2 separate regions of the Mus musculus genome follow, and region 1 is linked to region 2. Evidence: chromatin loops called from intact Hi-C (ENCODE). Cell type or tissue: gastrocnemius. All regions are shown on one strand. Each heading gives the region's core, and the rest is flanking DNA. Links, peaks and the distances in the headings are about the cores only. Region 1 has its middle 44 kb from the start of Fam174a. Region 2 has its middle 47 kb from the start of Fam174a.

The links. Hi-C counts contacts between places; a loop is a spot of excess contacts. Peaks named below come from ENCODE experiments on the same cell type or tissue, not always from the same donor. Only the 100,000 strongest peaks of a DNase experiment are listed, where the experiment ranks them.
Region 1: a loop joins it to region 2, with 23 times the contacts of the local background. A loop is called at or near these places in 2 of 42 quality-filtered maps.

Annotation. Positions count from the first base shown.
Region 1 is chr1:95,349,325-95,366,006 of GRCm38, reverse strand. No RefSeq gene overlaps it. Among named protein-coding and RNA genes, the nearest start is that of Fam174a, 44 kb to the right of the region's middle. In gastrocnemius, for the core only: no CTCF peak of the experiment used is centred there; no DNase peak of the experiment used is centred there.
Region 2 is chr1:95,258,169-95,274,850 of GRCm38, reverse strand. No RefSeq gene overlaps it. Among named protein-coding and RNA genes, the nearest start is that of Fam174a, 47 kb to the left of the region's middle. In gastrocnemius, for the core only: no CTCF peak of the experiment used is centred there; a DNase peak (open chromatin) is centred at 6,733; H3K4me3 peaks cover 827 bases.

The sequences.
Region 1 (16,682 bases), core at 3,975-11,974, 91 kb before region 2:
AAGCCTAGATGCAGACATTAATCCATATCCAGCGCATATCCATGAATCCATCAATTATTGAAGATATCCAAAGCTCTACTTGTCACATTTAATACTCCCCAAAAAATAAAACGTTAAAAACTATCTAAGTTATAAAATGGTCACAAAATAATTATATGGCATTCAAAATCAGTTATGTTTCCAACTGGAAAAAAATACTGAACTCTGAAATAGATTACTATAAAGAAATACGATTTAAATGTATATGACATAATGAAATATTTTCAATGAAAATAACAAATTAATACAGCTACAATCACATACTAATAGAACATTTTCATAATGATGATTACAACCACTGTAACAAGGATCCAAAAGGTAAAAAGGTATATATTTCTATCATACCATAAAATATATGTTTTAAAAGACAACACATATTAGTTCAGAAAGGATTACTAGAGGATATTTCAAAAATTTTGTATCCCCAATTAATTTATTTATTCCTAATAAATAATGCAATCAGATATTCCTCAAGGCTAAGGTAAATTAAAAATCCCTTTTTATTCTAGAATGAAGAGAAGTCCAGGCCACTGGCATGGAGAGAACTCATGAGTTCAGGGAGTTTATTTAGCTGGAAAAGTCAAGATCATGCTATTTAAATAATTGATGCATCTGTGCAGTTGTTGAGAAAGCTCCAAATATCCTGTTTACAATTGTTGCTAAGAAACTGCAGTTTCTCTGGGAAAATCTTGATATGCTCTGAGAATTGTCTTTTTATAATAATTTGTTGCTTTATAATTATACTTCAGTAAAATTCTCATCTGTATAATGTCTTATAACTATATATACTTATATCTGTAATTTCATGAAGTCTCATTATTCAAAAATCCATGACTGCCTTTCCCAAATTTACATATTCTAGATTAGAAAAAAATGCCAAGGAGATGATAGAAGCGATCCTGTGTTAGATTTACATGTCCTCATCCACCTGCATGTACTTGTTCATTTGCATTTGGGTGTACGTGTGTGCGTGTGTGTGTGTGTGTGTGTGTGTGTGTGTGTGTGTGTGTGTGTGTGTGTTCACATGTGTGCATGAAGAAGCCACCTCTGTCAATGGGGATTCTTTTGAGAGAGAATTCCCTCTCTGGAATAGAAGTTCTTTCTGTGCAGATATTACATGCTTTTGTGCAATGTAGATCAATAACATGAATGTCTGTGAACAAACAGAATAAAGGCCACACAGTTACAAAAGTCAATCTTTTTTTCATGTTTTGAGACAGGGACTCATATATACCAGACGGGCACCAAACTCACCAGCAGCCACACCAAACTCCTGTTCTTGTCTCTACAGCCTGAATACTTGTATTATTAGTAGGGTCATTCTGGCACCCAGCTTAAAATAACACATCTAAAACCATAAAAATATTTCTGACACATGGCTGGAAAATGTTTTCAAACAACATATTTAGTATTCTTCCTAAATATATAAGTTAATTTAATAAGGGAGTGAAGTGTTCTGGAAAGTTTTTGGTTCAAAGTATTTGTTTGTTTGTTTCACTTGAGGAATTAACTCTTTGGTTTTATGGTTCTAGCCTGACCCAATTCTAAAATCCAGTTGTCTTATTAGTGTAAAACAGTGAGGAAAATCTGACTAATTGAATCATATATTTCTAAGCTGGTAAAATGGAAGGAGATAAATAAATGCAAAGGCCTAAATTAACCAAAGGCTGAAATTAAGCATGGGAAGGGATAGCAAGTGTTGGTCCTGGATCATTTTTACAAATGCCTAGGAAAAGCATGGGAGAGATGACATTTAAATAGAACAGAAATGACACCTGGGTCCGACTGCCTGAAAGAAGCAGGATGTGTTCCCTTGACATAAGTTGACTTCTTCAGGACTGCTTGTCTGGGGAGACTAAAGCTTACTGCAGTGCTTTTGAGCATACACTGTTCCTATGGAAACGATTACATCCTGCTAAAGCTTCAGGTTTTGTTCTCTTTCCCCCTGACCCTTCACCCACTGATGTTTCAGTGTTTCAAGATGTTCAACACTCTTCTATCGCATCCTTCTCTACACAGTTGCCTTTGACAATCATCTTGGTCTCATGCCTTAAGTACCAGATGCTGTCTCCTGATACCCCAATTTATCTTTGCAGTCATGGCCTCCTGGTCCTCTTCACCCTTATATCACTGATTGCTCAAAGTACAGTCTTGTCATTCTCACCATGTTATGAAATGAAATACTGGCAATGCACAGAACCAGTAGTATCTTCCACAAATAAAATATCTGCTAAAAATAACTTGGTTATTTTTGAGTCCAAATCTTTCTCTTATTAATTATCTTAAATTCATAAGCATGCCCAGTTAGCTATACTTGCATAACATCTCCAAAACCAAGTAATTTATTACAAGATAAACAGCTTGCAGTTTTAGTTGTGTGTGTTTTGCAATTTAATATATCATTGGTTTTCTAGTTAAGTAACTGTTGCTGTTTTTGTTTGTTTGTTTGTTGTTTCCTTATGAATTCTATGTTTTTAGAATTTGCCTGTAGAGCTCTATTAATTGACAAATTTGTGATTGCCCTATCCAACACTGTTGCAGAGGTGGCCTAACTGATAGGGTCAGTGAAGGAATAGATCACAGAGAGCTGGGATAAATCGACTGGGTCTCCAATGGAGAAGACCATGCCCATGTAGGGAAAATACACTTACTTTGGACATCACTGACTCCAGATACTTCTTCATTTTTTGTGACTTTTTAACATTTTATGAAGTCTCCTAAGCCACTTAACTAATCTAAATATGACTTTTGAAGATTAGTGATTATTATTTATGTTACACAGTCTACTAAGTCTTGTCCGGTTTGATTATGGTCCGATGCTTTCTTTTATCATGTGAGTATGGCTTGGGCTTAAGATGTGTTTCCTGAAGAAGTAAGCTATTTTCAGGTGACCCAAAAACATAACTCTGAAGTGGCTGCTCTTTAATCATTGTGTTGGAACAGTCTCATCTAGAGGTCCTGATCTCAATGTTCTACATTTCAGTGCTCAAATTTCATCATCCAAACCACTGTTGCCATTCTAGCATGGACTCATGTCTTCTGACCCTACATTTTTGGATCGACTTGATATTTTACTGTGTGTTTGTTGGTTTGTTTCTTACTTGTTTTGGAGCATTTCTTCTAGTTGCCCTTGGGTGATATCAGTCTGCCACAGGGAGCAAGCCACATCTAGCCTTTGGTCAATTGTACATAGAGGATCTTTCATACTAACAATCTGCTGTAATATGCAACAATATGAGTCATATGATCTTGTATTTCTATAACTTAATATAAAATGTAGTTTTATTGAATAGATTTGACCTTCCCAATACTAAAATCTTCATTAGAATATAACAAGTTGTGTTTTATTTTTCTGATTTATTATTTGTTCATTTATTATTTGTTCTGTTTATTATTTGTTCAAAACCCTTAGTTTTTCATATTATGATTTTGAATCATCTTTCCTTAATCAAGTACTCACGTTGCTATTAAAAATTCAAAGCTGGGTGTGGTGGCACATGCCTTTAATCCCAGCACTTGTGAGGCAGAGGCAGGCAGATTTCTGAGTTCAAGGCCAGCCTGGACTACAAAGTGAGTTCCAGGACAGCCAGGGCTATACAGAGAAACCCTGTCTAGAAAAACCTAATTAATTAATTAATTAAAAATAAATTAAATAAAATAATTTTCAATTACTTCCCTCTGGTCTGCAACTGCACCTGGTAGCAGATTTGATACTCTACTCAGAGACAGCTTGACTCCCAGGAGGTCCTTCACAACCATTCTCACAGGTAAGAATCCCATCCCCAGCCCCAATACCTAGCCTAACTGGGACCCACATGGGACCCTGCAGACACAGGGCCAATCTGCCCTAATGGAGACACATCTCCCTTCCCATCTACAACTGTGTCAGGGGTAGATGAAGTGCTTCTGCCCCCTTCTCCCCTGCCCACATCCAAAGACAGCTTGACTCCTAGGAGAACCATCATAACCAGACTCATAGGAGGGACAGGCTCCAGACAAGGACAACAAGGCCAGTTAATACCAGAGATAACCAGATTGAGAGAGGCAAGCACAAGAACATAAGCAACAGAAACCAGTGTCACTTGGCACCATCAGAACCCAGATCTCCTACCACAGCAAGCCCTGGATACCTTAAAACACTTGAAAAACAAGATTCTGACCTAAAATCCCATCTTGTAAAGATGATAGAGGAAGTTTAAGGAGAACATAAATAACGTCCTTAAAGAAATACAGGAGAACACAGGTTAAGAGGTGAAAGCCCTTAAAGAGGAAGCACATAAATCCCTTAAAGAAATGCAGGAAAACACAACTAAACAGATGAAGGAACTGAACAAAACCATATAGGATCAAAATATGGAAATAGAAACAATACAAATATCACAAAGGGAGGCAACTCTTGAGCTAGAAAACCTAGGAAAGAGATCAGGAATCATAGATGCAAGCACACACAACAGAAAACAAGAGAAAGAAGAGAGAATCTCAGGTTAGAAGGTACCACAGAAGATATTGACACAAATGTCCAAGAAAATACAAGGTGCAAAAGGTTTTTAATCCAAAACATTCAAGACATTCAGGACACAAAGAAAAAAACCAAACCTAAGAATAATAGGAATAGAAGAGAATGAAGATTCCCAATTCAAAGGGCCAGAAAACGTCTTCAACAAAATCAGAAGAAAGTTTACCTAACCTAAAGAAAGAAATTGCCATAAAAGGACAAGGAGCTTACAGCACATCAAATATATTGGAGGAGAAAATAAACTCTTCCTATGACATAATAATCAAAACACTAAGTACACAGAAGGAAGACATAATATTAAAAGTGGTAAGGGAAAAAGACCAAATAACATACAGGCAGACCTATCAGAATCATGCCAGATTTCTCAAGAGAGACTCTAGAAGCCAGGAGATCTTTGAAAGATATTATGCAGAGGCTAAGAGAACACAAATGCCAGCCCAGACTACTATACCCAGCAAAACTCTCATTCACCATAGAGAAACCAAGATATTCCATAACAAAACGAAATTTAAACAATATCTTTCCATGAATTCAGCCCTACAGAGGGTAATAAAAGAAAAACTCTATCACCAGGAGGGAAACTACACCCAAGAAAAGACAAATTAATCATCTCATAAAAAATCCAAAAGAAGAGAACTACAAAAACATAGTACCACCTCTCACAACAAAAATAACAGAAACCAGCAATCATTGGTCCTTAATATCTCTCAACATCAACGGAATTATGGAGTTCTGGAATAAAAAGACATAGGTTAACAGACTGAATTTGCAAACAGGATTCAGAATTTTGATGCATACAAGAAACATACTTCTGGGACAAAGACAGACACTATCTCAGAATAGAAGGCTGGAAAAAATTTCCAAGCGAATGGTCCCAAGAAATAAGCTGGTATAGCCATTCTAATATCCAATAAAATAGACTTTCATCCAAAAGTCATCAGAAGATATGGGGAAGGACAGTTCATACTCATCAAAGAAAAAAATCCACCAAGATGATCTCTCAATTCTGAAAGTCTACACTCCAAATTCAAGGTCACCCACATTTGTGTATAAAACATTACTAAAGCTCAAAACACACATTGAACCTCGCACAATAATAGTGGGAGACTTCAACACACCACTCTCACCAATGGATTGATCATGGAAACAGAAACTAAACTGAGACACAGTGAAACTCCAGATTGAACCAAATGGATTTAGCAGATAACTACAGAATATTTTACCTAAAACAAAATAATATACCTTCTTCTTAGCACCTCATGGTATTTCCTCCAAAATTAGCCATATCATTTGACACAAAACAAGCAGAAGATTGAAATAATCCCATGCATCCTATCAGATGACAATGGTCTGAGACTTGTCTTCAATAAAAATAAAAACAACAGAAAGCCCACATACTCATGGAAAATGTACAACTCTCTACTCAATGATAACTTGGTCATGGAAGAAATAAAGAAATTAAATACTTCCTGGAATTCAGTGAAAATGATGACACAGCATATCCAAACTTATGGGACACAATGAAAGCAGTGGTAAGAGCACTCCTGTTGATGTTGAGAGATATAAAGGACCAATGATTGCTGATTTCTGTTATTTTTGTTGTGCGAGGTGGTACTATGTTTTTGTAGTTTTTTTTTGTAGTTATTTTTATGTTATGAGATGATTAATTTGTTTTTTCTTGGGTGTAGTTTCCCTCCTGGTGATAGAGTTTTTCTTTTATTACCCTCTGTAGGGCTGAATTCATGGAAAGATATTGTTTAAATTTCGTTTTGTTATGGAATATCTTGGTTTCTCTATGGTGAATGAGAGTTTTGCTGGGTATAGTGATAAACATGACTCCTAGTTGAGGAATGGGGCCACCCACCCATCTCCAAATCTTTAACCCAGAATTGTTCCTATCTAAAAGAAATTCCAGGGGTTGGGGGGAATGGAACAGAGACTGAAGGAAAGGCCATCCAGAGACCGTTCCACCTTGGATCCATCCCATCTGCTTACATCAAACACCGACACTATTGCTGATACCAAGAAGAGCTTGCAGGCAGGAACCTGGTATAGCTGTCCTCTGAGAGCCTCTGCCAGCACATGGCCCACAAACTTCACATCTATATGTTCACATTATGTTTCCATATTCCAGCAACCTTCTAGATGGATTAATACAATTTTTAAATTGAACTGTTAAAGGTGGGAGAATCATCAAAGACCTTGTACCTTGTATTTTAGTGTCAAAAAATGATTTGCCCACTTTACTGTTATCTGAAAAGGAAATAAAAATCATTTCCTTTAATTTAGGGACTCTTAGCTCGAAACTCACCTAGTACTGCAATGTTCTACTTTCTCTCTGCTTCCCAGTGCTATGATGTTATTTTTGCTCAGAAATTCATAGCACAGAAATAGGTCATTGGGAAATGTGTAGAACATGAGATGAGAATGTAAATATCACCAGCATATGGCTTTGACAGAAGTCCAGTTAAGCTGCTTACTCTTTTTTGCTTCTCTCTACTACTACCACTGCATATGAGCGCGCGCGGGCACACACACACACACACACACACACACACACACATACAAATGTACATATACATACATGCACACATATGTATATACACACTCATACTCATGTGTCCACACCCACAAACACAGTCACACACTCACTCACACACATTTACATGCACACACACACACACACCCCTTCACAGAGTTTCTTCTAAAATGGAAAAACAAAGTCTACTAATTATTCATGTAGCTCTCCTAGCTATGTTGACACCAGCTGAAGCTACACAAAGCTCTGTCCACATGCTGTGCTAGAATTTGGTGTCAAATCTTGCTTTTAATTCCAGAATCAATATTCCCCGTTGAGACAGTCTAGATATTGTTTCTATATGTATTTTTAGCATGATCATATTGCTCTATTATGTCATAAGCTAGTTCTCTGTATTTGTAAAAAAAAATGCAGACATCCTCATAAATATGAAATGATCTCATAAATTCTAACAATTTATCCTGAACAATATCTATGTAGAGTGATATGTAGAACAACATTTTTAGCACCTCTTATAAAAGTGTGAAATGAAAAATGAAACAAACCATCAAAAATAAATGTTTGATAAAAAATAATCAATGCCACTCCGCAGAAAAACACTATATGTTGAGTTTAAAATATAATATACTAAGATTTCTTGATAGCCAGAAAACATACAATTAGTTTTTAAAGATTTATTCATTGGATACATCTACAAAGAACTTCTACATCTTAGCCTCAGGGAATATTTGGGAAGGGGAAGTAGAAAGATTGTGTGATCCAGGCAATGAAGGAGCTTACTGTGAGACTGTGTCTCTTAGTAATGTTAGAAAGAGCTAATGACTTCCTGCACCCAGAAGAGAATATTTCTTAAGTATGGAATTGTAAAATCAATAACCAATGAGGGCAGAATTATAGAGAAAAAATAAGTTTTGGATAATTTTAAGGTAGATTCTTGACAATTTGTATGTTTCAAAAGAAGAATACAGAATTTCCTCTTCCATATATGATCTAAGTTCTAATTGAAGCAACATGTACAGAGCTTCCATAAATAAATAGAATAGATTGGGTTCCTTTTAAATCACTCTATATAATCTATGTTTTGAAGTGTCTGAATTAACATGTCTTTAAAAAATGTCCTTCACAGTTCAATTCATCTGCCTAGAGATTTCCATGTTATAAGGGATCATGAACTCACTATTAAATTCAGTATACTGATACAAAGTGATAAACATTAATTACATGTGGGAACAATGACACAATTTAGCTCAGAAAATGTAGCTGTGTTTGATACAACACAGCTCTCTCTTTAGCACCCTTTGAAATTTCTGGCCAGTTAGACTATCCTTGTTTGTTTGTTTGTTTGTTTGTTTGTTTGTTTGTTTTCATGCCACTTGCTTATTCATTTCCATGTTCAGCTAAGATCAATGAGAACAGAAATAGATCTTATTTTCCTAGAGAGGTAGTTTTTTTTTTTCCAGTACATAAATAGCTAATATACCTTGGCCCACAGGTTAACTGAAAAGCCCATGATCTGACCCACTCTGAGGTTGACTTATCATCCTAAACTTGGAAGAAAGAAATCATAGATTTCAGTTTGTAGATGAAGTTAGAAAAGGAAAGAGGAAAGCAACTATTCAAGGAAGGGACAGGCATGTTATATAACCCAGATGTTTGGCTAATAGATATTTTTACATAAAATATGGCCTGCTGACCATGGGTGCATAAACTTAAATCATGGGAATCTGTCAATGTGGGTGGTAGGACACAGCTGAATGGCAAAGTCAGACTGCAACAACGACCTTGGCAGCTCTCCATGTGACTTCAGCTAATATGCATTGATATCAGCTCTGCATAGGAACAGCTAAGGACCCAGGGATGTGGCAAGGGTACAAAGATATGAGGAACAAGCAAAGTAGGAAACTAAAATTCCGAGTCGACTAAGAAACATTCTGTCATAGCTGTCGCATCAAATGTTATCCATAATTATTTCTAATTCTGCTTTAGCTAGTCACAATTGCTGGGTGACAATATTTATTTTCCTAAAGGCAGTTTTTAAAGTAATAACCTTCAGCAAAGGTCAGTTACTGACACAGAAAATTTTTACATGCCTTTGTTTACACTCTAATAAATTAAACATTTTGCAAGCAGCCTTCGGAGCTATTTTGTAGTTTGTATAATTTTATATTGTTTCTCCATGTTATATCTTTTTTTTTTTATTTTCTACATAATCTGAGGGAACTTCACTTAAACACTTATTTCAACTGAAACCCATCATTAAGATGTGTTTTTGAAAGCTACAGGAAAATAAATTCCAATATCCTGTCAACCATTTTTAAAAGTGTTGATGTTAATATATAATAAGATAAACACTAAGAAATTAACTACAGTTGGTCTAAGGAGGTGTAACATCCTCACAACACCAATTTTTATTCTGCCTCAATTTATTGGATTATGAGCATTTGCAATGAGATCTAGACCTTAATAGGATACATACAAAATGAAGTATGATCATCTATGTGTAGTGTTTTTCAACAGGTCTCTAGAACATCTTCATTTGCATAAATGAAATTTTATATCCATTGAATATTAACTCTCACTTTTGTTCAATTCTTTGCAACCTAGAATCTTAGAAAAATGTTGGATGAGAATTGTATAGTATTTATTTTTCTGTAGTTATATCATTTCACTTTGTTACAACAGACTCCAAAATTTTTCATGTCTTTAATGTTGCAGTTTCCATTCATATTGCTGAATAATATTCCATTTGTATCCATTTGTCCATTGATAGATATTTAGCCTTTTTTCCGAGTCCTACCTTTGAATCCTGCTAATGCTTAGCATAGAAGGGCTAGTATCTAGTTGTAGATAAATGCCCAGGAAAATATTATAAAAAGCTGATAACCTAACTGAACATTATGCAAAAGACTAGAGTAGAAGTTTGTTTAAAGAAGACCCCTAAATGTAGTAAAAGTCAGTGAAACTATCCTCAGAGTCCTTTAGAGAGAAGCAAAAATAAGCTACAGGCTTTTTTTTACTCATACTACTATGCTCTCACATGCTTGGTTTTCAATATCTCACAACTCCATTTCCACCAGAAAGTTTACTTCAGTAACAAATTTATGACTTAAACGGAGTTTTGATTTCTTGGAGGCTCCCGGTTTGCTGGTCTCCTCTTTCTAAACATTCACAGTAGCTCTGATGTTTGTATTCTCTTATTGCCCATCATTGCATTATTCTAATGGCCGTTTGTAATATACAAAGTGAATGTCATTTGTTCCTTCTCCGATATTCTGTAAAACGTTTATTTAGTTTCACCCAACCGTAAAATGAATGCTTTTTGTACTTAAACAAACATTTGATTGATTAATTTTATTTTCATATGAATTAGTGCTTGGGATAGAGAGATGGCTCAGCCATTAAAGGCTAGGCTCACAACCAAAAATATGTACTAGTGATTTAATTAATGAAAAAGCAGCCATTGTTTAAAAGAAAACCAGTTGGGGTATATGGGAGGACAGAGTGGGAGGAAAGAGGAAGTAATGATGTAATTACATCAGAATATCAAAAGATAAGCAAAAAAAAGAACAATATAGCAATCTTCTAAAAATTAAGAAGTATGCCTTAAATAATACTTGAGTATTTTTTTACCAATCACCTAGCTAGAAAACACAAAAATTTCTTTTATATAATTTATTTTTACTATGTTATTTTTATTGAAATAGGATTACATATCTTTATCCAGTCCCTTTTCTTCCTCCAGCCTATCCTAGGTATCTTCCATAATAGCCCCCTCAAAACCCCATTTCAAGTTAATAGACTATTTTTCATTGTTTATTTTTATTATATGTATGTGCATGTGTCTTTTATATGTGGCTATCTGTTTTAGTTCACTTGTACACAGTGTCAGATCTAATCAGTCTGCCGTGATCAACCAATAAGAGGAATCATCACCAGAGAGGCTAACTCTTCTCTCGGTGATCATTAGTTGCCTGTAGTTTTGGGTTTGGGGGAGTAGTCTGATAAAAATGTCATTATTCCACATTATAAGGCCATTGGTATTTCCGTTGTTTCTATGTTGTTCACACATCATTTATAGGAGAGACTGTTTCATTGCAGACTTCCTCTCAATGAATGTTCCCTGAAACAGAGATGCAGGAGATGTAATGAGGATGCCCTTTGATGTTGAGCTCTCTTTGGTCCATTGATCTTTACATTGTGTCCAGTTGTGGTTTTCTGTGAGCATCTCCATTTGGTGTAAAGAGTAGTACCTAACCTTATCTGTGCGTATAAGGATAAGAGAGAATGTAGGAAGGAATTATTCTGGTCTAGAAAAATGATAATAATAGATTCGTTTCTAATGCCCGTGCCCTCACTGAATCCTGGATAGCTGGCTAGGTTTCCAGTACCAGAAATAATTTACCTTACTCTTTGGTGGTTCTGTAGTTCAATTAGGCAGCTGTTGGTGCCTACTGACTAGCATATGTGACTTATCGAACCTTTATGCATAGCTTTTCATTCTGGTTATTGTCATGGTTCAAAAGGGTTGCTACTGGATAGCACTGTTTAATCACTTCCCTGCCTTGGCAGTTTGCCTAGTTTACTCTGGTACCACAGAGACTACACTGTAGGAAATGGCTTTTAGGTCACATCTATATCAAATTATTTGAGTCTTGTTTCATATATTTACCATGTTTTCAGCAATAGGGGAATATCCTCAATCCCTGAAAGACAACTAAGGGCTCCATTGATTGTCTATATTGTTTTGGAAGTCATCTGGACTATCTTAAATAACCATTCAAAAGATTTCTTGTGCCTTATACTGGGGTTTTTGTTAGTCTGTTGTTTTGTTACACTGTGATTTTTTTATGGAGAAAATTGTCAGCCTAATGGCTATACTAGCTTCATATATATTGTATGTAATACTCAATATAATTAATATATATTAGGTAAATATAAAATAAGTCCTTGAGTATTTGTCAAACAACCATGGTGTTAGTTATCCCTCATCACCCCCTTTCCTACACTGCCCACTCCCATTTTTCTATTTCCCACTTTGTATCACTTGTATCTTACTGTTCCTCTATCAAGCCAAATCCTGCTACCTCCGTCCTCTTTACAGTTTCCTAATTTCTGTGGTAACTCCAAACTGAGTACTAATGTCAGGAGATTTGGATCTAAGAACTGCAAAGAGAACATAGTTATCTTTCTGGGTCTGGCTTTCCTCAATATATTTTCTAGGTTCATCCATTACCTGAAAAATTAATAATTTTATTTTTCTTGAATAGTATTCCATAGAGTACACATTTTAATTATCCATTTGTCAGCTGAAGAACATTTAGGTCGTTTCCATTTTCTGGCCATTGTGAATAAAACAGCAATGATCATGACAGGTCAAGCATCTATGGAATAGGACATGGAGTCCTTTGGGCTATGTTAGACGTTTGATTTGCTTTTTAATTTTTAAGAACTTTCCATACTGAATTCCAGAGTGGCTACAGCAGTTTTCATGCCTACCAATAGTGATGAGTGTTGCTCTTTTTTACACCATAACTAGCATTTGTTGTGCGTTGTTTTGTTGATTGTGGCCATCCTGCCTATAGTGTGAGGAAATCTCAAGTTTTTTTTTTTTTAATTTGCATTCCCCGATTGCTAAAGAGTATGAACACCTTTTGAGGTTCTTTTTAGCCATTTGGTTATATATATAAAATCTGGAATAACAATTCGTCCAGTATTTTTTAATTTTTCATTTATCACTATTTATTTATTTATTTATTTACTTACTTACTTACTTACTTACTTACTTACTTACTTACTTACTTACTGCTCAGGAATGCTTTGGCAATGCCTTCAGGAATTCATCTCTTCATTCTCCCAATGAAAACATAGCATTACAGTTCCTATTCTTTGATTGAGTAACTCCATGGGACTTTCTGTAATAGTGGAAGCTATTTTACAATCAAGGATAATTGTTATAGAGAAGATCAACACCAAAATAAAATGGAGTTAATATAGGTTGCTGTGTCAGGTGTAGATTCCTTCCTATGGCATGGGTCAGTAGTTGGACCAATCATTGGTTGGTCATTCCCACAATTTCTGTGTCACCTTTTCCCCAGAAAAGCTTATAGGGAGGACATTGTATAGGCCAAATATTTTGTGGTTGGGTTGGTGACCCAATCCCTCCACTGGAAGCCTTGCCTGATGACAGAAGAAGCTAGTTTAGGTCCATACTCCTCATTGCTGGGGTCTTAGCTAGGGTCACCCTGGTAGATTCCGGGGAGTTTCCATTGTACCAAGTCACTAAATTGCCCCTGAAATGACCTCCATAATTCTAGTCTTCTTTTCCCCTTACCTCCCCCCCACACACACCTGTTTCCTCCTGTTCCCATCACTACCCATCCCAAGTCTACCCATGAACTATTCTGTTCTGCCTTCCCAGGGAGATCCATGCATCCTTCCTTGAGCCTTTTTTATTATATGGCTTTTCCAGGTCTGTGGATTATAACATGATAATCCTTTACTGTACAGCTAATTTCCACTTTTAAGTGAGTACATATCATATTTGTATTTCTGGGTTTTAGTTACTTCACTCAGGCTGATTTTTTTTCAAGTTCATTCCATTTGCCTGCAAATTTAATTTTATTCTTTTTAACAGCTGAGTAATTATCCATTGTGTAAATGTGCCACATTTTCTTTATGCATCCTTCAGTTGAAAACATCTGGGGATAGGGAATTTTCCGAGGGGAAACTAGGAAAGGGGATAACATTTGAAATTTAAATAAAGTATTGAGAGAAAGAGAGAGAGAGAGAGAGAGAGAGAGAGAGAGAGAGAGAGAGAGAGAGAGAGAGAGAGAGATTGAGAGAATTAAAAAAACCAAATATTGGGGAAAAAGAAAAAAGAAAATTCCATGGAAATTTTTACCTGCAAAACAAATTAAAGCCCACAGTTTTCTAGTAAAAAAAAAATTCTACATTATTTCAAGTTTCTGGTTATTATCAACTAAGCTACAATGAACATAGATGACCAAGTGTCCTTATGGTAGGGTAGAATACCCTTTAGGTATATGCCCAGGAGTGGCAAAGCTTAGTCTTGAGGTAGTTTTATTCTGAATTTTCTGAGACACGGCCCTTATTGATTTCCAACGTGGCTATACAAGTTTGCACTCCAACTATCAGTGGAGAAGAGCCATGAACCAGAACCTGAATATCCAAGAGATCTAAGATAGAGCCAAACACAACTGGACAAAAATAATAGTCTAATAATAATAATAGTTAATAAAATGATTCCTAATGATACTCTCCTATACTTGTACACTAGCATAATAACCTAGCATAATAGTCACTAGAGAGGCTTCACCCAGGAACTGATGGGAGTAGATTTAGAGACCCATAGTCAAGCATTAGGCAGAGGAGCTTGGGGAATCCTGCAGAAGAGGGCAAGGAAAGGTTGTAGGAGCCAGTGGGATCAAAGACACCACAAGAGAATGACTTATAGAATCAGTTACCCAGGGATCATAGGCTGCACTAACTACAAAGTTAAGCAGCTAGATAGCAATGCACATGGACTTAGTGTGTTTTCTTTTATTTTTTTTAATTTGAGAAAAATCAATCTGCTTTATTAAGTTGATTTGAGAGTTTGTTTTACTTACCATGAAATGAAAGATATTGAACACTATGTGATGGCATAATTGTTTCTTTTTACAGGGATGATGAGTAACTTGAATTAGACACTGTAGAGATTTCACTATCACCCGTCAACATACTTTGCTACTGGCCCAATCTATACACTTAATGCATCTCCTTTCCTTCTATTCTCCTGTCATATGCATGAAATTACTGATGACCTCACAGGACATCAAGATTTCCCCGTTTCCCACCATTAATCACAAAGGTCTATGCCACTTTCTATTGTAGTTGCCTCTTGTGATATTTTAAGCTTCTACACTCCTATAAAACACAAAATCCTTCCCTTGCATTATCCATTTATGTCTAGAGTATTTCAGTTTTTTTTTTTTACTATTAGGTATTTATTTCATTTACATTTCCAATGCTATCCCAAAAGTCCCCCACACCCTCCCACACCCACTCCCCCACCCACCCACTCCCACCTCTTGGCCCTGGCTGTGAGCATCCACTTCTGTGTTTGCTAGGCCCTGGCATAGCCTCACAAGAGACAGCTACATCAGGGTCCTTTCAGCAAAATCTTGCTAGTGTATGAAATGGTGTCAGCCTTTGGAAGCTGATTATGGGAGGGATCCATTGTGTAAATGTACCATATTTTCTGTATCCATTCCTCTGTTGAGGGGCATCTGGATTCTTTCCAGTTTCAGGCTATTATAAATAAGGCTACTATGAACATAGTGGAGCATGTGTCCTTCTTATCAGCTGGAACATCTTCTGGATATATGCTCAGGAGAGGTATTGCGGGATCCTCCGGTAGTACTATGTCCAATTTTCTGAGGAACCACCAGACTGATTTCCAGAGTGGTTGTACAAGCTTGCAATCCCACCAACAATGGAGGAGTGTTCCTCTTTCTCCACACCCTCGCCAGCATCTGCTGTCAACTGAATTTTGATCTTAGCCATTCTGACTGGTGTGTGGTGGATACTCAGGGTTGTTTTGATTTGCATTTCCCTGATGATTAAGGATGGTGAACATTTTTTCAGGTGCTTCTCAGCCATTTGGTATTCCTCAGGTGAGAATTCTTTGTTTAGCTCTAAGCCCCAATTTTTAATTGGGTTATTTGATTTTCTGTAGTCCACCTTCTTGAGTTCTTTATATATATTGGATATTAGTCCCCTATGTGATTTAGGATAGGTAAAGATCCTTTCCCAGTCTGTTGGTGGCCTTTTTGTCTTATTGACGGTGTCTTTTGCCTTACAGAAGCTTTGCAATTTTATGAGGTCCCATTAGTCGATTCTTGATCTTACAGCACAAGTCATTGCTGTTCTATTCAGGAATTTTTCCCCTGTGCCCATATCTTCGAGGCTTTTCGGCACATTATCCTCTATAAGTTTCAGTGTCTCTGGTTTTATGTGGAGTTCCTTAATCCACTTAGATTTGACCTTAGTACAAGGAGATAGGAATGGATCAATTCACATTATTCTACATGATAACCGCCATTTGTGCCAGCACCATTTATTGAAAATGCTGGCTTTTTTCTACTTGATGGTTTTAGCTCCTTTGTCAAAGATCAAGTGACTGTAGGTGTATGGGTTTATTTCTGGGTCTTCAATTCTATTCCATTGGTCTACTTGTCTGTCGCTATACCAGTACCATGCAGTTTTTTTTTTTTTTTTTTTTTTTTTTTTTTTTTTTTTTTTTTTTTTTTTATCACAATTGCTCTGTAGTACAGCTTTAGGTCAGGCATGGTGATTCCACCAGAGGTTCTTTTATCCTTGAGAAGAGTTTTTGCTATCCTAGTTTTTTTTGTTTTTTTTTTTTTTAATTCCAGATGAATTTGGAGATTGATCTTTCCAATTCGTTGAAGAATTGAGTTGGAATTTTGATGGGGATTGCATTGAATCTGTAGATTGCTTTTGGCAAGATAGCCATTTTTACTATTTTGATCCTGCCAATCCATGAACATGGGAGATCTTTCCATCTTC
Region 2 (16,682 bases), core at 3,410-11,409:
GTATATAATTCCAACTGATTGCTGTCATTCCTTCTTTACCTATAGTGTTAGGAATGCACATCAAGGCATTGAACATGCTAGGTAGGCACTCTATTATTGAACTACATTTGAATCCATCAGAATATCTGTCCATTTGAGATGGGGTTTTGGTATGTTGTCTGTCCTCTCAAGCTCATTATGTAAGCACTAGCATCACAAGGGTGTCCCATGATCCCCAGTTGATTTAATCACATTTATGTATTTTACAAATGTACCCAATCCCTTCCATTTCTTCACTGATTTAAATGATAAAGGATAAATGTTACCTATAATTTTATATTAACTAACCACCACTTTTATATTTTTACTTACTGAATTTCTATGGAAAATGTTTTAGAGGGAAACTAAAAGATTCATTTGCTAAAATTAAAAGCTACTATTATGAATTACTATTTAAAGCATAAACTAGGGGGGAAAACAGCACTCACAGTGAGTTAGATGTCCTGTGAAGACACATCTAGTGCTAAATTCTTAGAATGTGGCAATGGCATTAGGCTACAATGTGCAGCATATTCATAAGTTAGCTCAGATACCCAAGAAAAGTTTATGTGGAAAATATTCCAAGGAAATTCAAAATGAAAGAGAGTAGCAGAGCAAGATTTCTTTTTCTCTTAAAAGCATCTCCAAAGAGACAGCATGGGAAAGGAAGGAGAAGGAGAGGGTACCTTCTCATAATGTTTGAAATATGTACATTAATGAAAAACAATGGCACTAATGTTCTGAAGCAAGCATGACTATTGCAAATATGGCTGAATTTAAAAAGCCCAGTACAATGTGATTCTTCTGGCCTTTCCACTGATAGGTGGATTTTATTTCTAGAGTTGGAGTGCTGATTTTGATTAATATGGCAGAAATGGTAACAGAAAAACTATGAATATAATACAATTCAGATATCTATTGTCTGCTGAAAAATAAATGAAACATGGAGAAAGACACAGATGTCTTTGATACTGCGTTGGGCATGACCACACCCACCTTACACTTTCTGTAAGAAATTACAAAGCATGAAACACAAATGAAGTACATGAAACCCTAACTGACATGAATATTTGTGAGAACTAATAAATCACTAAGTTACTATGCCCTGGGTCAGTTTGCCTTGTTCAAAACATAAATGAACCACTGACTGTTCAGTAGCCATGGATGAACTTAGTTACTTGAAAGGGGGGCTGGAAATGAAAAGGATGGATGTGAGAGAAGGATGAAGCCAAGACAAAAGTTTCTGATCAAGGCTCAAAGTTTAATAGTCAGCACTGCCTTTATATAGAGGGAGTCCTTTGTTTCAGCTGAATTGAGTTGCAAAGCAAGCTCAGCAGGCAGTCTGCTCCTGTAGGAAATTGACTCCACCTTGGTCACTAAGGTACAACCTAAGGTCTATTTAGCCTGCTCAATGAGGGGGAAGGGCACAAATTTGGACTCTTTCCGTTCTCCATACCAACTACTTAAAAGTCAACCACTACTATATCTTCATATATGTAATTTTTGATATATAATATATTGTTGTAAAGTTTTCTAAAAGGTTCATTTGCTAAAATTAAAAACTAATATTGTGAATTACTATTTAAAGCATAAACTAGAAATTTTCTATTTGAAATTAAAATAAATAATACCTCTAGCCTCTGTGATGGTTTGTATATTCTTGGGCCAGTGAGTGGCACCATTTGGAGGTGTGACCTGGTTGGAGTAGGTGTGCCTCTGTGGGTGTGGGCTTAAGATCCTCACCCTAGTTGCCTAGGAGTCAGTCTTCCACTATCAGCTTTTGGATGAAGATGTAGAACTCTCAGCTCTACCTGTGCCATGACACCCTGGATGCTGCCATTCTCCCACCTTGATGATAATGGACTGAACCTCTGAACCTGTAAGCTAGCCCCAATTAAATATTGTTTTTTATAAGACTTGCCTTGGTTATGGTGTCTGTTCACAGCAGTAAAACCCTAACTAAGACAGAAGTTGATACTGGGAGTGGGGTATTGCTGTGATAAGCTTGACCATGCTTTTATTTGAAAGAATGTGGATTTTTGGACTTTGGATTTGGAACTCAGTGGAATGCTTTAAATGGGCTTAATGGGTCATCCTAGTAGGAATATGGAAGACTTTGTTGCTGGGAGTAATTTGAACTGTGTTGACCTGGCCCAAGAGATTTCAAAGGAGAAGAATTTCAGTATGTGGCATAAAGACTGTTTTTGTGGTATTTTGGTGAAGAATGTGGCTACTTTTTACTCTTGTCTGAAAAGTCTGCCTGAGGCTAAGGTGAAGAGACTTGGATTAATTGAATTAACTGCATTGACAAAGGAAGTTTCAAAAAAGCCCAGCAGAGACTCTGTTCTCTGCTTAAGTCTCACAAAGAGAAGTTTGAACAAGCATAGCAGGCATAGAAAGGCAAAATATAAAATATATGGTTCGAGTATTAAAGGCATACCAGGAAGTGAAATGGAGCAAAATCCTGTGTTCTAGGAAATAACAGATTAAGGGGGTGGGAACTTGGGGCAAGATCCTACCCAGCTGAATTTAGATCCAGGCATGGTGGTACACACCTTTAATCCCATGAGACAGGCATGCTGATCTCTGCATTCAAGATCAATCTACAGAGCAAGAACCAGGATAGCCAAGCTTAGGCAGTGAAGGATTTAGAAAACATAAAGCTAGTGATAATGTAATAGTACAAGGGGATCATGTTCTAGATCCTGTAAGCAGCAGAACTTGGCAGCTTCAGCCATGTGGCTCTGGCTCTAGAGTTAAGAATGGCAGGAACTACTGGGACAATTGATGCTGGTTAGCTGGAGCTAAGACATAAGCAATGATTAAGAAGAGACCAGCATCACTGAGTTGAAATCTGGGAGTTGTTTTCTGGGAGCACAAAGAATCTGTGTTCCAGAGATAGCCAAGGTTGTACCTCATGCTGTAGCTGGACTTGGTAAAGTGTAAGAGTCACCCAGGTGGTACCAGTTTTGAAGGCATGAAAGTGTCATGAAGAACAGCTGAGGCTTGGCACTGTGAGAGGTCATGGAAGGCCATTGGAGAAGGTGAAGCCTCAGCTGTAGTTGATGGCCCAGGACTGAAGGGGGTCAGGCAAAGGATTTGATGCTTAGCACCATGAAGAGAGCTTAGGAGAGGCTATTGGTGAAGCCTAGTTGGAGTGAAACAACCCAGTGTATTGGAGATGTCAGTACCATGGGATGATCACCAAGAACAGCAGCCGTAGTGTAGTGGATCAACCTGAGCTTAGAGTGCTACAGAGGGCAGAGCTGGAGAAATGATGCCAGCCCTTAGGAGGAGTCCAAAAGATTAAGTGGAATCCTAGACAGTGAAACAAGAAGCTGTAACATTGAAATTGCCTTGGAGACTCAAAGATGTTAAAGATGCCAGAGCCATGGGATACATGCTGAGGAAAGCTGCTAACAGGAAGTGGAATCAGCCCAGGAGAAAGCAGTTTGTTGCAATCAACAAAAATGAAAAAGGAGTGGAGATCTGAAGACTGCTTTGACATCAGCCATGGAGATGCAGAGTTTGGAGTTTGCCCAGCTGGCTTCCTATCGTTCTTTGGGGATTACAGTTAAGTGATTGGATGAATCTCAGAAGAGACCTTGAACTTTGGATTTTTAACATTGTTGAGATTGCTATAGATTATGAGGACTTTAAAAGTTGGACTAAATGCATTTTGCATTATGCTATGTTTAAGTATACCCCCCCCCCGCCCCCAGACTCATGTGTTTGAACAAGTCTATGGGGGCCAGAGAATGGAATGTGATGGTTTGTATATTCTTGGGCCAGGGAGTGGCACCATTTGGAGGTGTGACCTGGTTGGAGTAGGTGTGTCACTGTAGGTGTGGGCTTAAGATCCTCACCCTAGTTGCCTAGGAGTCAGTCTTCCACTAACAGCCTTTGGATGAAGATGTAGAACTCTCAGCTCTGCCTGCTCCATGATAGCCTGGATGCTGCCATGTTCCCACCTTGATGATAATGGACTGAACCTCTGAACCTGTAAGCTAGCCCCAATTAAATGTTGTTTTTTATAAGACTTGCCTTGGTTATAGTGTCTGTTCACAGCAGTAAAACCCTAACTAAGACAGTATCTTTGTGTATATATGAACATTATGATACCATTTCATTTAGAAATCAAAAAGATTTTATGATAGAATACAACCCTTGGAACACTCATCCCTAAATAAGAGGACTCCCTAAAAATCCCTTCCCCAGGATAGAGGGAGCTCTGAACAGGAGAATGTAGAATGAGTAACACTTAACCCTAGCCCTGGGTATTTGCTTTACCCTTAAGCAGGTACTATTAAAATAATAACATTCATGTCGTTTAAAATTTAATGAGTACTGATATTTAAAATCTGAAGCTGGATAACTGTCATAGAGTATTTCGTGCCATGCAGAATTACCTAAATTTTCATTTGCCATCAGGGGACATGACTCAAAGATTCCCCCAATTTTTCTTTGGTATCAGTTTCACAAATTGAATCAAGTAGCATTATTTTTTTCTGTCAAAAAGTTATATTTAACTTCTATTATTATGAAACCAAAACCACAGCAACTTGTCATTCTTTGATATAGGCACATTTTAAAAACATCTGCATCTGTGTCCTCTTATATAATATAGCTAATTAAAATTGTGTTTTCCTTACATACTTAAATGCAGCTTTTAATGCCCTGATTATTAAAAATGGCTGAAGTAGTAAAAATCTAGTTGGAACTGATTATAAACTTGCTCACAACAACCAGTCTGTAGCAACTCTTTGTTTTCAGAGGAGGAAGAAATATTTTACTTTATTAAAATGTACTTCATAATAATCCATTGTTTAGTAATATTATTGCTGGGTATTGTTTTGACAGTTATTGAGAAAAGAAAGAAAACCCCAAGAAAAATATAGTTTGGTAGCATAGGGAACTTGGGCGAGAAGATATGAGGTTTGGTTTCATTCTGAATTACAATAGCTACTTAGTAATATCTGTGTACCTTGGGTTTTACACATGCATATACATATATGGAAAATTATGATTATTTGTATAAAATAATAGGTATTTTATGACAGAAAATTGCAAGAGAAGCTAATATACCCACTTGCGAGTATTTAATTGACATTTAGAACATTATTTGAAAGAGGATGTAGACCAGATAGAGTCATACCATCTGGAAATAGATAAGAGAGCTTTAGCTCTCCCTGGGTTGTACTGGTAAGAACAAAATGTATTAAAGTAATGTTAATTCCATATAGAGCCACCAAACCTTGACGCTATTGTGGATGCAGGGAAGTGCTTGTTGACAGAAGCCTGATATGACTGTCTCCTGAGAGGCTCTGCCAGAGCCTGACAAATACAGATGTAGATGTACACAGCCAAATATTGGACTGAGCTGGGGTCCCCTATGGGGAGTTGGAGAAGGGAGTGAAGGAGCTGAGGGGTTTTGCAGCCCCATGGAGGGAGCAACAGTGTCAACAGGCCAGAACCCCTGGGGCTCCCAGGGACTGGACCATCAACCAAAGAATACACATGAAGGGACCCATGGTGCTGGCTGCATATGTGGCAGAGGATGGCCTTGTTGGACATCAGCGGGAGGAGAGTTCCTTGGGCCTGAGGGTGTTCGATGTCCCAGTGTGGGGGAATGCCAGGGCGGGGAGGCAGGAGTGGGTGGGTGCGTGGGGAGCACCCTCATAGAGGCAGTGGGAGGGGAGATGGGATAGGGGGCTTCCGAAGGGGAGACCTAGAAAGGAGAAACCATTTGAAATGTAAATAAAATATCCAATTAAAAAATAATGTTAAATGTTAAAACTGATAATAATATAAATTATAAGCGCTTCTGCTGATATTTGTCTGCCTGGAAATGAGAGAAACTGGATAGTGTTGTGATGTGGATTCCTAGGTGACAACTATTGGTTTCTTTCCATCTCTACAGGATACCTTGAAGAAAAGGACTGTTTGAAACCAACTGACTGGACTACCGTTATGCAGATCACAATTGCTGTAGAGGGACAACCGCCCTCCTGAAACCGCAGCTCAGTCTTAACTCTCTCAAGTACCATTTGCATGGGATACTTTGCTATGAAAAGCCCCAGGGTACTCATGGGGCTCTTTTCTACCCAGGCTGGAATGGGAATGGGGGCTCCTGGAGCTGCAATGGAACTGCTCTAACTATACAAGCTGGGCCAGCCTGTGGTCAGTGAAAACAAGAAACTTGCCTTTGAGTGTAAAGTTTGCTGTGATTGGTCAAAACACCCCTTCTCTGGCTACACAGAGAAGCTATGTGGTTCATGGGTAAGCTAGCTAAGAGATACTCCGCTGTTGTTGCGCTGGTGTTTCAACATTCAGCCCAGTGAACGACTTTCAATCGGGCATTGTTTTCCTTCCTTGCAATTGGCGAATGATCTCATTTGGTAGCATGAAGAAAGAAGTAGAGCGGAGATGACAGAGCTGTGGTAGCAGCAGTAGCAGTGAGTGAGGGAAGGTTGGAGAGCCAAGCTACAGAAGGGGAAAAGCAGCTGGCTGCTTTGACAGCTGCAGAAGAGCTTTTGAATATGTGGTGGTGTGGGAGAGAGTCCACAGTGAGTAAAAGCGAAACTGTGGGAACCACATTGCATTGACAGGTGCCAGAGTCAGAGTTGAGAAGTCAGCAGACCGACCGAGCTGCAAACACAAATATCAGGCTACACTGACATCTTCAAAAGAGGTGAATCTACGAGAGCAGCAGCTGGCGGTGACCCAAGCAGTAACAGAGAGAAAATGTTCTTTTATCTGCTTCATGTGCAGAGACAGCTGTGACAGTAGCTTTAGCAAGCTGCGCCACAAGCTGCTGTTAAATACTGAGGAATCTCAACATTAGAAGCACACGTAAGATCTTTAACACTCATAGGGTGAAAGGTCTTGGCTTCATTGCCCTGGGCAATAGATGCAACCTTCTTTTGCTCTTGCTTTTATCTGTTGCCAGACTCTATCAAATGTGAAGGAATGCAAAGGTTGCCAAGGGTTAGCACTGGAGAAGAGCATCTTCTTCCCTTCCCGAGGTTTCTATCCAAGTACAGTAAATGTATATCAGAAAGTTAACTGATAACAATGAAACATTTTAATCTTCTATACTTATTTACCATGTGTATATATGCACATGCATGCCATAGGACATATGGGGGTGTTAAAGGGCAGCTTTGCAAGTGTTCTTTTCTGCTTCCGTAACGTGAGTTCTCAGGATGGATTGAATTGGGGCCATGTGCTCCTACCCACTGAGTCATCACAGTGACGTCAATACAGCTATTTTGGTTAGCAATTTTATTTTGTTAACACTTATTGCTTAATTACTGATTTATCTATCTCTTTAATCTGTAGATATATCATTTTGCTAACTTCAATGGCAGTCAAACCCAAGATATCCCCACTGATTCAGCCCCAGTGATTCCCTTTCTGGCACTGGTGTTATGTAATCTTCCCCCTGTGATGATATTTTATCATTATGATTCATTATCTTCCTCTCATTATGCTATATCAACTCTGTTCTTCATGGCTGTTTTGCTCCCTCTATGTTATGGCTTTGAATAAGTTAATTATAATGTTAAGCTCCTTTGAAGGTCAGGTGGTAGGGAACTTGTAGTAAGTGTGGCTGGTATATGTCTAGGGCTCCCAGTCATACCTGGAGGTATATCTTTCCAGGGAAGTCACTAGATGAAAGTCAATTCCTGACTAATGTTTCAAATGCATCCTAGGATAAAACTTTAGCTGAAGAGACAGTTGAGATAGACCTATGTGCTGAAATGATAATATGTGTGTTCCGTTAAAACATATATTTTTGTTCACTTGTTCTGTAGCAACAGAAAACTTATACACTAGCAGGTCACACCTTTCATTTTTATAAACATAAAAATTCTTAAATGTTGCCTTTGTTTTGAAGACAATTTTATGCAAAACCCTCTTAAATAAAAGTGACAAGATTTTTTTTTGTAAATAAAAATGTAAAGATTTCTTGTACTAAGTGGTTTCCAGACTCATCAAAATCTTTTCAGATACCATTTTTCTGACCACTGTAACAGATCTTCAGTGGCTTTGAGAAGGCATAATTCAAAGAACCTAAGAAATTATGTCTGTTCTGTGTTCTGCAAGACATTACACAGATGTTTCTTCATCTCCTTCAATAGAGTGGAAAATAATCACCTTCATTTGCATTGTTTAAAATATTGCAAACTTATCATGTGAAATCTAAGTTTGATTGTATTTAAGCTCAAATAGTTCTAAATGTATGTAAGTTCTTTACATTATATGTCATATATATCATGTCTTATTTTGCTTTTTGATGTAATTCACATCATAACCAATAGCAACTCTGAACCAAATGCAGTTATTTTAGCTTGTAGCTGATTGTCCTCCTGAGGGAAGCCAGGAAGGGAACTCAAGACAGGAAACAGAGAGAAGAACTGGGGCGGGCATTATGGAAGGGCAGTGCTACTGACTTGCTTCCTGTGGCTTGGTTAGCTTGCTTTTCTCTACAACTCAGGACCAACATGTCCAGAGGTGGTGACACCAACACTCACTCCTACATCATTATTAATCAAGAAGATGCCCACAGGCACTCTCAGTTGAGCTTCTCTCTTGCTAGGTGACTCTCGTTTGTGTCAATTGGACAAAAGAGGACCAGCATGCATATGTTCTACTCAACTAGGATGAATGGGAGAACATAAAGTACTAGAACAAGTTTTTGTCAAATGACTTTGAATTCATTCTGGTAGAGCATAGAAAAGCATTTAATTAAAAAAACCTTATATATCAAGTTTACTGTAAGGGAACACTTGCTGATCAGATTATAAAAATGTACTGACTATAAGGACCTAGGTGCACTAGATGGAATCAATCACACCATTATTCTAAAAATAGTTTTTAATATCTTTTATTAATTTTTTGAATATTAAATATCTGTTTTAAAAGATTTATTTACTTATTATATGTAAGTACACTGTAGCTGTCTTCAGACACCCCAGAAGAGGGCATCAGATCTCATTAGGGATGGTTGTGAGCCACCATGTGGTTACTGGGAATTGAACTCAGGACCTTTAGAAGAGCAGACAGTGCTCTTAATCACTGAACCATCTCTCTAGCCCATCTTTTATTAATATTTATCTTCCAAAAATGTGTTCATTTTAATCCTGTAAAATATGACATAACCAGGTGAAGGATAATTTCAATGTGAATTGTTTCGTAAAAGTATTCTGCGCTCCCCAAATAATGGCATGTTAATGAATCAGAAAGCTAAGGGAATTGCTATGAAAATAATTGGAAGATAAAAGCAACAGAATGTTAGTGTTAATGCTTAAGTGTCTGCCAGTTATTTAACCTTTTAAACTTTTAAACTTTTTTTTTAAATTTAATATGAGTAATCAAAATTCCAAAGTCAAGTCTTATAAGGATGCATAGAAGGACTGTGCTGCTAAACAAGCTCTGACCCAGAATTGTTCCTCTCTGAAAGAACTGCTGGGACAAAAATGGAGAAGAGCCTGAAGGAAAGAAGGTCAGGTAACAGGCCCAAATTGGAAGCCAGCCCATGGGAGGTCCCAAAGCCTGACACTATTACTGACGCTATAGTGTGCTCACAAAAAGGAGCCTATCATGATGGCCCTCCAAAAGGCCCAACAACCAGCTGAAAGAGTTAGATGCAGATATTTACACCTAACCAATGGATAGAAGCTGGTGACCCCTGTGGTTGAATTGGGGAAAAGCTGGACAAAGCTGAGGAGGGCAACCCTATAGGAAGACAAGAAGCCAACTAAGGTAGACCCCTGAGATTGCTCAGACACTGAGCTACCAACCAGGCAGCATACACCAGTTAATATGAGGTCCCCAACACACATACAGCAGAGGACTGCTGGGTCTGGACTCGGTGCAAGGAGAAGCACCTAAACTTCAAGAGACTTGAGGCCCCAGGGAGTGGGGAGGTCTGGTCAGGTAGGGGTTGGGATGGGGGCATCCTCTTGGAGACAGGGGGTGGGGGTGGGGGAATAGGAGGTATGGGATGAGGAACAGTCAGAGGGTTGACCAGGAGGAAAATAAAGACTGGACTGAAAAAAATATTAAAGAATTAAAAAGGAGAGAAAAGGAAAGGAGAGAAAAGGAAAGGAGAGAAAAGGAAAGGAGAGAAAAGGAAAGGAGAGAAAAGGAAAGGAGAGAAAAGGAAAGGAGAGAAAAGGAAAGGAGAGAAAAGGAAAGGAGAGAAAAGGAAAGGAGAGAAAAGGAAAGGAGAGAAAAGGAAAGGAGAGAAAAGGAAAGGAGAGAAAAGGAAAGGAGAGAAAAGGAAAGGAGAGAAAAGGAAAGGAGAGAAAAGGAAAGGAGAGGGAGAGGAGAGGGAGAGGAGAGGGAGAGGAGAGGGAGAGGAGAGGGAGAGGAGAGGGAGAGGAGAGGGAGAGGAGAGGGAGAGGAGAGGGAGAGGAGAGGGAGAGGAGAGGAGAGGAGAGGAGAGGAGAGGAGAGGAGAGGAAAGTTGCTGTCAGGAAAAAGAAAGAGAGAACAAGGCAGGGAAAAATGTGTGCAGAGCCTGTGGGGGGAGCAGGTGGTGAAACAGGACTGTCACCTGGCATCACCAACAAACAAAACAGTGGTTATTTCCTCAGTATTGCTTAAAGGGTGTATCTTAAGTACAAAGAAACAGGGAAAAGAGAAGACAATACATTCTGTCAAAATTCTGGTTTTCAAAGTCCATTATTGTATTACTTAAAAACTAGGCCACCTACAAACAATCACAAGGAGGATAAATAACATCAAAGCGCTCTGAGAACAAGGAGTTTTCATGGCTCTGTGCACAGAGCAGCACATGTCACTTTCCATTTTCCCGAGGCCTGTGCAGCTGAATAGACACACACAGGGAAATTCATGATTATATTAGACTGAACAGTCCACATTTTCATGCATTTTCTAAGTCATTTACTTGAGACCAAATTTCAGTGAAAGCTAATATATCTTGTTTAGAAGGCTAAGATCATATGCCACTTTTACAATTGAGATAGTATTAGCAGAATAACACAATTCAGTGTTGATGGATACCATTTTCTCTGCTAATTAAAAGCTTGAGTATCATAGGTTTCATTGCCAAAAGGAAAAAGCAAACAAACAGCAGAACCATGTAGACAGATAGAATGTATTAAACCCTGGGGAAATATAATCAATTAAACTACTTATGTTTTTACTATATTCAGCCAAAAGCACAAGACTATCAAAAATAATTATTTGTGAAGAACAAATAATGTATTTTTGAATCTAGTGTGTTGTTTCAGGATATTTGATTGTTAACCCTGACACTGTGTTATTTACTGGAAGAAAGCTGCTTCTAGTTATGGTATGGCTCAGCCTTCAAAATCTTTAATCTCTGTAGCTGAAATACAGACACCCCCTTAGCACCTACCTTTGATCTCAAACAATGAAGGTAAAGTTCGTTTGTAGAAGGAAGCACCACATTTGAAAGTGATGAATCAGACAAAAAGGTTTGGTAGAATGGGTCAGAGATAGTATATAGCCGTCTCACAGTTAAAGAGACAGGAAAAGAGGCTACGTAGGAGAGCACCACTGAAGGGGGTAGGGGACCAGTTGTACAGACACACATTGCAGAGAGAGAATAAGCTGGACACAGGTGAATGTAGAGTGAGCCAGACAATGACAAGAAGCCAGGGATTAGAAGAGACTGCTAAAGTTAGTTTGAGACCAAGCAGAACAATTCAGTCAGAAGTGAAAGAAGGCAGATTGAATCAGTGTGGAGGGGAGTTTGAGCCAGCACAGCTGAGTTGATCAGTCAGCCAGAGTGAATAAAGAAAAAGAAAGGGTGAGCTTATTCGGCAGCGAGGATCAGAGGCCGAAATATTCTAGGCTGAGATAAGATGTTTATGGAAGCTAGAAACTTCCAGGACTGGGCTTAGGTTAGCAGACTGAGGCAACAAGCCTTGGAGAAAACAGGCAAATTTAAAATAAAATGTTACAATATGTGGACCCAAGTTACTGAGTACCCCAGAATCTTTAATACTGGTTTTTAAACAGTATTTTTAAAACTAATAGAATTGCACATAATTGGTTTAAAACACTAGATGTTATAGCACATACAGAAGGAAAAACAGATTACATTTTTTTAAAAAGAGAAACTTTGCCTTTGAACCTGAGGAGACTCATAGCAGGTATAGTCAATACTTCCATAAATTATTACTTATTGCAGAATCTGAAAAATTATTCTATTTCACTGACTTAAGCCTAGTTCTTAGTGTATATTATGTTGCAGTAGTTCCTGGATATCTCTTTCCATGAGAAAATCAGACATTTTAGGTTGCAATTTAATACTTTAATGTTAACATACATTTAGAATTTTTTACAAGTAGATACAAGCCTGCTTCTTGCAGTGGATATGAACGTAGCATATGTACATTTCTCGATGTGGTTATTATATTACATAAAGCTGTAATGATTGTTATAATCAGCATTTTAAGACTTTATTATAGAAATTTTGACAGTTTTATTTTGTAATCAGAATGTCTGATGGATGAAGTACATTGTGTGACACTATTTGTTTTCAACTTACCTACTATCCCTATTATTGATAGGTGCTCCTTGTATATAATGGACCAGAAATATCAGGTGGGTTGAAAAGCAACTATGCAACAACAGAGAAGAATATGAAGTTCATGAAATCCTAAGAAATATGAGCCAATAAAAGTGTTATTTTAAATGGAAGGCCAGCTGAGCAAGTCATGAGGAGCAAGCTAGTAAGTAGTAGTCCTCCACGGTTGTTGCCCCAGGTTCTGATTCCAGGTTCTTGCTGTGACCTCTTAACTTGACTTCTCTCGATAATGGAGTAAAAACTGTAAGTTGCAATACCCCCAGCCCCAGTACCATTTGGTTGTAGTGTTTTATCACAGAAATAGGAACCATAGTAAGACTGAAGTTCGTACCAGTTCATGAGGTACCTCTGTGACAGACTTGAGCATGAATTTTGGGGGAGGGTTGTAGTAGCGTTTGAACTTTGGGCCTGAAAGCCATTGAGTGCTCAGAACTCAGTGGGCTCTAAGGAGGAAGTATAGAAAATGAGAATGCAGACCACAGAGGCCTAGATTGCCATGTTTCAAAGGAAAACAAAGGCTCAACCAGGACTCTCTGAGTTATTTTGTGCTAAGAGTTTGAGTGGTGGTGTCTCTGCCTCTTTGGCCTGCTCTTGGGATCTGTTTCCTCCTACTGGGTTACCCTTGTCCAGCTTTGATATAAAGGGGTTGGTGCCTAGTATTATTACATCTTCTTAGGTTGTGATATTGTTGTGCCCTGAGTTCATAGGAAACCCAGTCAAGCCCAAGAATTGTGAAGTCCGCTGCAATAGTGTCTGAGTTTGGTGTCAGCAGATGGGATGGATCCTTAGGTGGGGCAGTCTCTGGATGGTCTTTCCTTCAGTTTCTGTTCCACTCTTTGTGTCTGCATTTCCTTTTGACAGGAAGAACTTAACCACACTCTTAGAGAAAACTGGCTCTCCCTCTCTCAGTAGCTATCCATTCTCAATAGCTCCTTCACTAGGGCTCAGACATTGTGTCCACTTCCCCCATACATGCGCAGATTTGGTCTGTATTGCGGGGCTTTTAAGGATCCCACCAGAGGTTTAGAAGTTTAAGACTTCTATATAGTTTGAACATGTTCGCCTTTTGCTGGGACAGCCTCTCAGCTAGATACAAATGTAACCTTGGCTTCTCAGCCATCCTGTCTCCCCATGTGCTTCTCCTTGCCTGCTTCATTATAGCTCATCTGTCTCACTCCTGCCTGCTTTCAAGGTCCAACTCTGCTGTATCTGCTTGTCTCTATCTCCCTTTTTCTAGAAGCCCTGCCCCTATACTTTCTGTCTCAGCTCTTGGCTGTCTTTTCTTTATTTAAAAAAAAAAGCCACAATCCAGTTTGAAGTAATGAGCAGCAAGACAATGTCCAATCCATCTCTTCATTGTTTTAAGCATTGAGGGCTGCCTGACCTTCATCTTTTGGGCTGGTGATGAAGGACAAGCATTTACAGATAGAAAACTGGTGATGGGCCATAGAAATGACAATACCAAAATTCTCCCAGCACTTAGCTTTCTGCCAGTACAGCAATCAACAATTGAAAACACAGGGGCACACCGTTCCACAAGGTATGGGAAAGCCACCCCAGTAAGTCTGCCTGAAAAATACATACAGGTCTTTCTATGCCCTTAAAACTTCTGTGAGTTCATATGTGTAGTTGCTGTGCTGTGCCCAGAGACAGTTTCTTTGTCTTTAGCCTTTAGCATATATTCCTTCTGACCCTCTTCTGTAATTATCCCAGAGCCTTGGAGAGAAAAGGGTGTGGATATGCCTCTGTTTAGGGAGGAGCATTCTGCAGTTTGTTTGCTTCTTTTCTTTCTTTCTTTCTTTCTTTCTTTCTTTCTTTCTTTCTTTCTTTCTTTCTTTCTTTCTTTCTTTCTTCCTTCCTTCCTTCCTTCCTTCCTTCCTTCCTTCCTTCCTTTCTTTCTTTCTCCCTCCCTCCCTCCCTCCCTCCCTCCCTCCCTCCCTCCCTCTCTCTCTCTCTCTCTCTCTCTCTCTCTCTTTCTTTCTTTCTTTCTTTCTTTCTTTCTTTCTTTCTTTCAATTAGATATTTTCTTTGTTTACATTTCAAATGTTATCCCTTTTCTTGTTTTCCCATTTGAAAACCACCAATTCCCTTCCCCCTCCCCCTGTTCACCAACCCACCCACTCCTGCTTCCTGGTCCTGGCATTCCCCTACACTGGGGCATCGATCCTTCACAGGAACAAGGGCCTCTCCTTCCATTGAGGACCTACAAGGCCATCCTCTGCTACATATGCAGCTGGAGCCATGTGTATTCTTTGGTTGGTGGCTTAGTCCCTGGGAGCTCTGAGGGTACCAGTTAATTGATATTGTTGTTCCTCATATAGGTCTACAAACCCCTTCAGCTCCTTGGGTCCTTTCTCTAGCTCCTCCATTGGGAACCCGGTGCTGTGCCTTGGCAAGCTGTAGACCTCTATGTTAACTACCATCAGTGGAAAGACACGTTAATCTATTTATGTAAAGAAAAGTCATTAGGAGTCAGTATAATATTATATCAATTTAGCAGAATGATAATAGTAGATTTTTCCCCCTAGGTCCTGTCTAGCCCTAAGTTGTTGCCCTGATAATGGTGCCAAGTATGGGTTTCATCTTATGGAGTAGAGTTTAACTTCATGCAGAAAATAGTTGATTGTTCCCATGATGCTTACACCACTATTACCCTTGTGAGCATGTCTTGCCAAGCTAATCATCACTGTAGTTTGTATGGTTCCCAGCCAGACATGATCAATGATAAATTTCCACCTCTAGTGCGCTGCATAGAATCAGGTAGAACAATGAAAGCTGGGAGGTAGGGGTGAAGCTTCCAGGGCAAAATAAGGTTGATGTCTTCATGTTTTATGACTTGCACATGTAATGTGCTTAGCAAGAGGGTCTTACTACCAAGTATTGGAAGGTAGTCAAGAGAATTGACAGTATCCTATAATGTTTGAGAGTCTATGGGATCTCACTAGTGAAAAACTCCAAAATAAGGAATTAATACCTGGCTTTCTATTTGTTAACCTATGGTGTCTAGTTGAGACCTTGTCACCCTCTTCTATGGTGATTCCATTGTAATATAATTATATTAGGAAGTCCCTGGGATAGTAGGTTTTTATATGATGTTCTTAAGGTCTTCTGTGCTATGTATCCTCCATATTCATGTTCTACCCTGACTCTCCCCTCTGATGCTAATTTAACCCTTTCCACTCTATTATTGTCATGTACCCTTTTTACTACTGCTTTCTGTCTCCCATCCTTTGAAAGTCTCCTAGATGGCCCTTAGTAGTCCCCTGACCTTTGTGAACATTCCAACTGAAACACACATAGCTGGAGATGCAAAGCTAGCATCCACTAACTAAAGGAACCATGTAACATTTGTCCTTTTATGTTTGAGTTACTTCACTCAAAATGATCGTTTCAAGCTCCATCCATTAACCTGAACATTTATAAATTCCTTTTTTTTTTTTCAAAATCTTAACAATAATGTGTCATGTGAAGATGCCATATTTTTATTCAGCTTCATTTTTAAAAATCATAGCCTGTAACAGAAGTTACAAAAATACTTTTTAACTCACAAAACATGACAGAATATGTATTAAATATACATCCACACACTATATCAAGGGTTAAATAAAATTTAGAGCAGGCAGTATATCCACTAATTAGGTCTAATATGTTTCTTGGAATTAAAGTCTAATTCTGTTAATTGGTACACCTCAGTGGGACTAGAAATACAAACTTGTAATTAGGTGATAGGTGTGTTCATCAAAGCTTTATCTGCACAGACTGTTTAGGGAAAGTTACTTGTTCTTACACCAGTTTCTGAATACATATATTAGGTTCTGTAGACAAATATGAACAACTAACTGTACATGGAGTGAATTAGGCCCCTAGTGTCTCATAATTATGTGTGGCATAATAGAAACTTTGTAATTTTAAGAAAATTATTTCTATATGTATAAACTTTACTATCAACTGTAGTAAAGAAACTCTACTAAACTGCTAAAATAAATTCTGCCATTTACACAGGTATGAAATAAGTTGTAATAATTTGGCATCAGAAATTTCTACCCTAATGGGTATGACCCTGTGGGTATGTCAAC